Linked DNA regions of Homo sapiens: region 1 is linked to region 2. The links are chromatin loops, found by intact Hi-C in ENCODE. Cell type or tissue: IMR-90. All regions are shown on one strand. Each heading gives the region's core, and the rest is flanking DNA. Links, peaks and the distances in the headings are about the cores only.

The links. Hi-C counts contacts between places; a loop is a spot of excess contacts. Peaks named below come from ENCODE experiments on the same cell type or tissue, not always from the same donor. Only the 100,000 strongest peaks of a DNase experiment are listed, where the experiment ranks them.
Region 1: a loop joins it to region 2, with 2.7 times the contacts of the local background. A loop is called at or near these places in 15 of 110 quality-filtered maps.

The regions. Positions count from the first base shown.
Region 1 is chr14:56,198,018-56,200,946 of GRCh38, forward strand. The region is part of intron 2 of PELI2 (pellino E3 ubiquitin protein ligase family member 2); the gene reads left to right. Among named protein-coding and RNA genes, the nearest start is that of PELI2, 81 kb to the left of the region's middle. RefSeq lists an enhancer at 1,175-1,364. In IMR-90, for the core only: no CTCF peak of the experiment used is centred there; a DNase peak (open chromatin) is centred at 1,304; H3K27ac peaks cover 1,747 bases.
Region 2 is chr14:56,120,754-56,123,682 of GRCh38, forward strand. All of the region lies in intron 1 of PELI2 (pellino E3 ubiquitin protein ligase family member 2), which reads left to right. Among named protein-coding and RNA genes, the nearest start is that of PELI2, 3.8 kb to the left of the region's middle. In IMR-90, for the core only: no CTCF peak of the experiment used is centred there; a DNase peak (open chromatin) is centred at 1,208; H3K4me3 peaks cover 14 bases; H3K27ac peaks cover 351 bases.

The sequences.
Region 1 (2,929 bases), core at 328-2,827, 77 kb after region 2:
CTCTTTGGTCCACTTCTCTAGAGAACCCTGACTAATACAACTAGGATGGTGGGAGTAGAAGTACAGAGAAGCGAATATATCTTTGAGGAAGAAGCAACGGGACTCTCTCAGAGGAATAATTAATTGATTGTAATGTATGGATGATGATGCCATTCAAGGCAAAAAAGAGGAGCCGGTTTAAGGAGAAACTCAAAGAGTTTGGTTTGGGTCTTGTGTAGTCTGAGATGCCAGTGAGATATGAGGGGAAGAGTTGAGGGCACAAATTGGATACATGAATCTGGAATTCAACCATGTAGAGAGGGGCAGAAGATTTAGGACTGAGCATTGGTGAATTCATCCTTTAGACAAAGGCTGAAAAGGAGTGACCAGGAAATAGGGAGGAGAACCCAGAGAGCGTGGCATCATGGAGCATGAGAGGAGTGTGCCTAAGGCAGACTGGAGTAGCTGACAACATCACATGCACTGAGTGAGTCCAGTGAGATGCGACTTAAAGGAAGGGACTTAGATTTGACCACTTGCAGGTTGGTGGCTATGGTGGCTAAGGCAAATCTGATGGAGCAGCGGGGACAGTGTCCAGCATGGAGTGGCTGAGCCATAAGCAGGAGATGAGCAAGTGCAGAGCCCACATGTGACAGCTCTTTGGAACAGATGTGCAGTGATGGGGAGTAGCAAAACTAGGGAGGGCTTGGGGGTCATGACTTTTTAATGATGGATGATAGGAGAGCATGCTTATATGCTGATGGAGATGACCCAGTATGGTGGGATATTGATGACAAGTAGAGAGAGGGTATAAATGGTTCTTGTTTTCTATCTATTCATTGGTCAATTTTGGTACTTTTATATTTTGTTAGAAAATCTTCCATCTACTCTGGATTTTTGACAAAGTGAATAATGTTCACTTTATTTTAATCATTAGTGTCTGTAATTATATCACCTTGTCTGTTCCTAATTTTGTATATTTTTTGTTCTTCTTTTCTTGCTTAAATAGCTTTTGTTTTACTCATATTTTCAAAGAGCCAGCTTATGACTTCACTTACTTTTTCTACTGTTATTTTCTTAAGTTTTATTAATTTTACCTTGTATCTTTCCCCCTTCCTCCTACAAGAATTCTGTAAACAAAAACAATTTTATTACTATCATGTGTGAGCCAAAAGTTTCTCTCTTGCTGCCCAAGGTCTTCCCCCATGAGAGTCATCATGTGATGCTTCTGGGTTGTCCTTAGTGATTGTCCTGAGTGTCTCCACATGCCCATATTTGGAAACTGAATGTAGCGGTTCTGCCTGGGCTCTAATCTCCATTTACTTCTGTTCTGTTTTTGTTTATACAAGAGACGGTCTGGCCTGGTCATTTCTCGTCTTGGTATGTTACTGCTGAGTCACAGTTCAGTTAACCAAGAACCATGAGAATGAAAGTTCTCAACTAATCACAGACGGTAGATTCCCCAATGCAATGAAAAACTCTTCTTTATATCAGGAATATTAAAATGGAAGATTACATTTAAAATAATAATTAAATCTACCCAGTGCTTCATGGTTCTTCTTGTTGATTTCTCAGGGTGTGGTTAGCAATGAACTGAGGTTTATAACTAGCAAGTATTAGTGAAAACCCCCTGATAATTCAGTTTAATGGCTACTTTGACACATTCATCCTGATTTAAACACAGACCCTACAGGTTATATAAACGGATAAGATACAAGTTGTTTTGGTAAATTAAAATCTGTAAATATGTATGATAAACCAGCCAGCTATTTCTTAAGTATTTACATGTAGTTTTCACTCAGCTTACCAGGGCCCAGGGATTTAATTAAGCTGTACTGCAAGTTCTGTTTATGGTTGTGCCATATACACAGGTGGTGCTCAATAAATCTTTGTTGACTTGATGTTGATTGAGTGTATCTGGGGTTTACCTTCACTGTAGAAATTACCTTACATGGATGGCAACGCTAGGTGTATTCACCTGGTAGACAGTGGGTCTGTATGAAGCTTAGGTTTTGCTGGCAGTCAGCAGTTTAAGTGATTAACGAAGAGTTCTTACAATACAGGGAGCAACGATTTAAAGACAGAATTCAAGGCCTCAATATAACTGTTTACATTCTTTTTAATCTGTGTCATAATTCATTTTCAAATATTTGTAGTTGTTATTGTAACAGAAGGTATTTCTTCTTTCTTTTACTGCTACTACACCACCTTGCCCTAACAATAATGAGAGTTCAAATACAGAGTGCTTATTCTGTGTCATACAGGTAATATCTATGGCCACCAGATTCTGTGCTAATAAGCACTTTGCATATTTTTTTTTACTTTCCCTCACAACAGTTTCACAAGGTAGGGCTTTTATCATTTCCATTTTCAGATGAGGCATGTGAGGCACAGAGTGTTAAGTAACCTCCCCAGGGTCACACAGCCGGTGAGAAGTGGAGTGAAGACACGCCTGGGTCTGTCTAATGCCGGAGCTTCCTTTCATAACTACCACACTCTACTGCCTTCGTTACCCTATAGGGTACCATCTAGAACTGGAAATGACGACCAAGAAGGAAGGAAATCTCACTAAAGGGCTGGTAAAATAATCAATATAACCACCATTCAGCCAAAAATACACACGCAGTTGTTGAAATATTGGCTTTTTGATTTCTGAAATGCTGATGACTGTAAGTGAACAGCCTGTACTTCAGGCAAAGGTGATTCTTTTTTAAGTAACTGAATTCCTGAATCAGGTCTCTCCTTCTTAAAGTTCCTGTTAGACTGTTTTTAATATCACAGCAGGCCTTAGCAGAAGAACTGTTGGCATTTTCATTAGTTGTCTTACATTTGCATTTCAAACAAACATTCTGATTGTTTGCCTCATAGATTTTGCCTGGTCTAATGGCCATTAGTGATCATTATTAAATGGAACTGTCTAAAGATTTCACAAGTTTGTTTGGATTTCATA
Region 2 (2,929 bases), core at 118-2,617:
AAGTTCTGAAGAGGAGTTGATAAACTTGGAGAGTGACTGCTTAGGTGGGTATTGGTTTCTTCGGCTGGAAGGTGAGGGAAGTTCTCTCTGAGGAGGTGAAATGTGAGTAGAGGATGCTAGTCTGGTTTTTGAATACTTGAATTGTGGTATTTTTCTTTTTTCGAGGGTAGGTTTCTGACTGTTTACCAATGTTGAACACATTGAAGAGTGCAGGTGAAAGAGTGACTAGGTAGGAAGATTTTTAGAGAGAACCTTATTCATATTCCACCCTTAGGATTTGAGACAGTGTACTTCATCTTAAAACAACAATAACATTCACATAGAATTAATATCATCTTTATGATATTATCTTTATGTCCTCTGGGGTATAAATATTGGAAAACAGAAAATTTCAAGTAGATTTTCTGAATAATGAGATGATTCCTGAGATCTAAAAATGCCTAATATTTGGTATTGATAGAAGCTTTGCTTGTCAAATTCAGTGCTTTTTTTTTTTTTAATGGTTATGTGACTGTCCTTTTTGCTCACTTTCGAATGTCATAGTGAAACATTACTAGGAAATCCTGGAGAGCAGAATGAAGAGCTGATAGATGTCTATATCCATATCTAAATACTTCTATATCTTTTTGTGTGTTACACAGTATTATTAAGAGATTCCACATAGCTAGGATTTTAGTGAGCTCATCACTTTCTGGGCTGATTAGTGGAATTTAATTATTTCATGATTCCAGCCAGTTAATGTATCATAGCCACAACTCTTTGTTGTGTCCACTACTTAACTGAAGGTAGAGAAAAATGACTGGTCTAACCAGCAGGTCTTTTTGCTATAATTTTAAACTTACGTTTTAAGGTTAGGGAAGTGGCTCAGGATTTGAGAGGCAGTTTGGTATAGTGGGAAGAACATGCATTTACAGGTGGGTGACCTGAATAAGCCCTTCTCTCTTGCTGACTGGCTCTGTGACTTTGGCTTAATTCCTCCTCCTCCTCTCTGTTTCTTTATCAATTTGCAAAATATGATTGGATTAGGTAGGCTTCAAGAGCCCTTCCTGGTCTGTGCTCAGTAATTCTGTTCATTGGCGCAAATGTAGAAACTATTTAGTTACATATTCTAAGTTCCCTGACAGTTGTTTTAATAGCAGAAAAGATCAATGCTGTGGTTGTTTTTTATGAAGATGTGCGTAAAAACAGAATGTTTAAAAAAGTTGTAATGATATACATCTGTTTGACTCATTGGTGTTAGGTTACCCATGGGAGCATTTAAATTGTGTAAAACTTTATGTTCCAAGTTTAAGAAAGACAGTGATGTTTTGAAATTTAGCTAAATAGACTGAAATAACCAGCATAAAGAGGAGATGATCTCATGATAAAAATTTAGAACTGAATAGCATTAGGGGAAATTCCTAATGTAGATGATGGGTTGATGGGTGCAGCAAACCACTATGGCACGTATGTACCTATGTAACAAACCTGCACATTCTGCACATGTATTCCAGCCTTAAAGTATAATAAAAAAAAATTAGGACTGGAAGGGGGCCTAATGGTCATGGTATATGTTTAGCCCTTATATTTTATTCTTGAGGACACAGGCTCCCAGAACAAGAGAGGTTCAAGTTCATAGTTGATCTGGGCTGAGCTGGGTGGCTGTACTCCCCTACTCTACCCTTTCCTCACTTTAAGACAGATTCCAGCAGCGCTGTCAGTTCCTCAAAGCATCCTTTCTGGATTCAATTTGAAGCATGTGGCTCTCTTGCTGACTAATGGCCCATGGTGGTTTTTGGAAAAATATTGCTTACTCTCTTAGTTCCTCTCACCTCACAGTTGAATGGATAATGCATTTTGCAAGACTTTTTTTTTTTCTTTTGATGCTTCACAAAATGTATTTTTATTGGCTCTCTCAACCAAGGGTTCTTAACCTAGGGTCCACAGATGGAGTTCGGGACATTCTTGAACTTAGATGGGGGAAAAACATGTCTTGATTTTCATGATATTCAAACTGCAGTTTAGCATTTTCATTCACTTATGAGTGTAGGCAACAAAAAGACTTGCTGCTAGATTTTGTTATTTAATGCATTATTACAGAAGTGCACATGTGTATAGCAATTTAAGACTTTTGATATTTAAGTATAAGTGATTCCAATTGTAATCCTTTGTATTTTATTTTGTATGTTTAAAAACATTAGTCTGAGAAGGGCTCATTACATGTCATCAAACTGCCAAAGGGATTCTTGGCACAAAAAGAGGGTAAGAACCTCTACAAATGAAAATTTATAAATATGACTAAATATGACTGAAAAATGAAGTATTTTAGTAGAAATTGATAAGCTCTACAAAAGGAGGTAGATACCTGCCTCATTTCCTTTGGATGATTCAGTGTTTTGTTAGGTAAGACAAAGAGGGGTATAGTAGCTTGTAGAGTTTATGGTCTTTTTTTTTTTTTTAAAAGCAGGTCCCACTTTCTGTATGCTTTTTGTTGTTGCTGTAACCTCAGCACTTTGCCTTGACTACTCCACCCTTTGGTGGCAATAAGAAACCTTCAAATATACCCTAACACTTTTCCTTTTCTCATCCTCCACTCTAATTTGGGCCCAAAGACATCAAACATTAGTATCTTTTATAGACTAAAAGGTCTTTGAACTTTAAAAAAATTTATAAAACAAAATCTTTACTGTAGCTCAGCATGTGGGGTGATCTGAAGAGCTCAGATCTGTTTGTGTGGATGGAGTGTCTAATTCTGTGGGCTATTAAGGGTTACGGTGTTACTGGCTTTGAGTTGCTATATTTTCCTTTACTAACTTTAGCCTTGTTTGGAATATGTGGCTGTCTGTGTTGCTGTGTGGTTTCTGGTCTGGCTTTCTCAGATTTATTTATTTCTCTCTTTAACACACCAAGACTGAAAGCTTCATTAGGTCTTTTCATTTCTGGTTGTGTT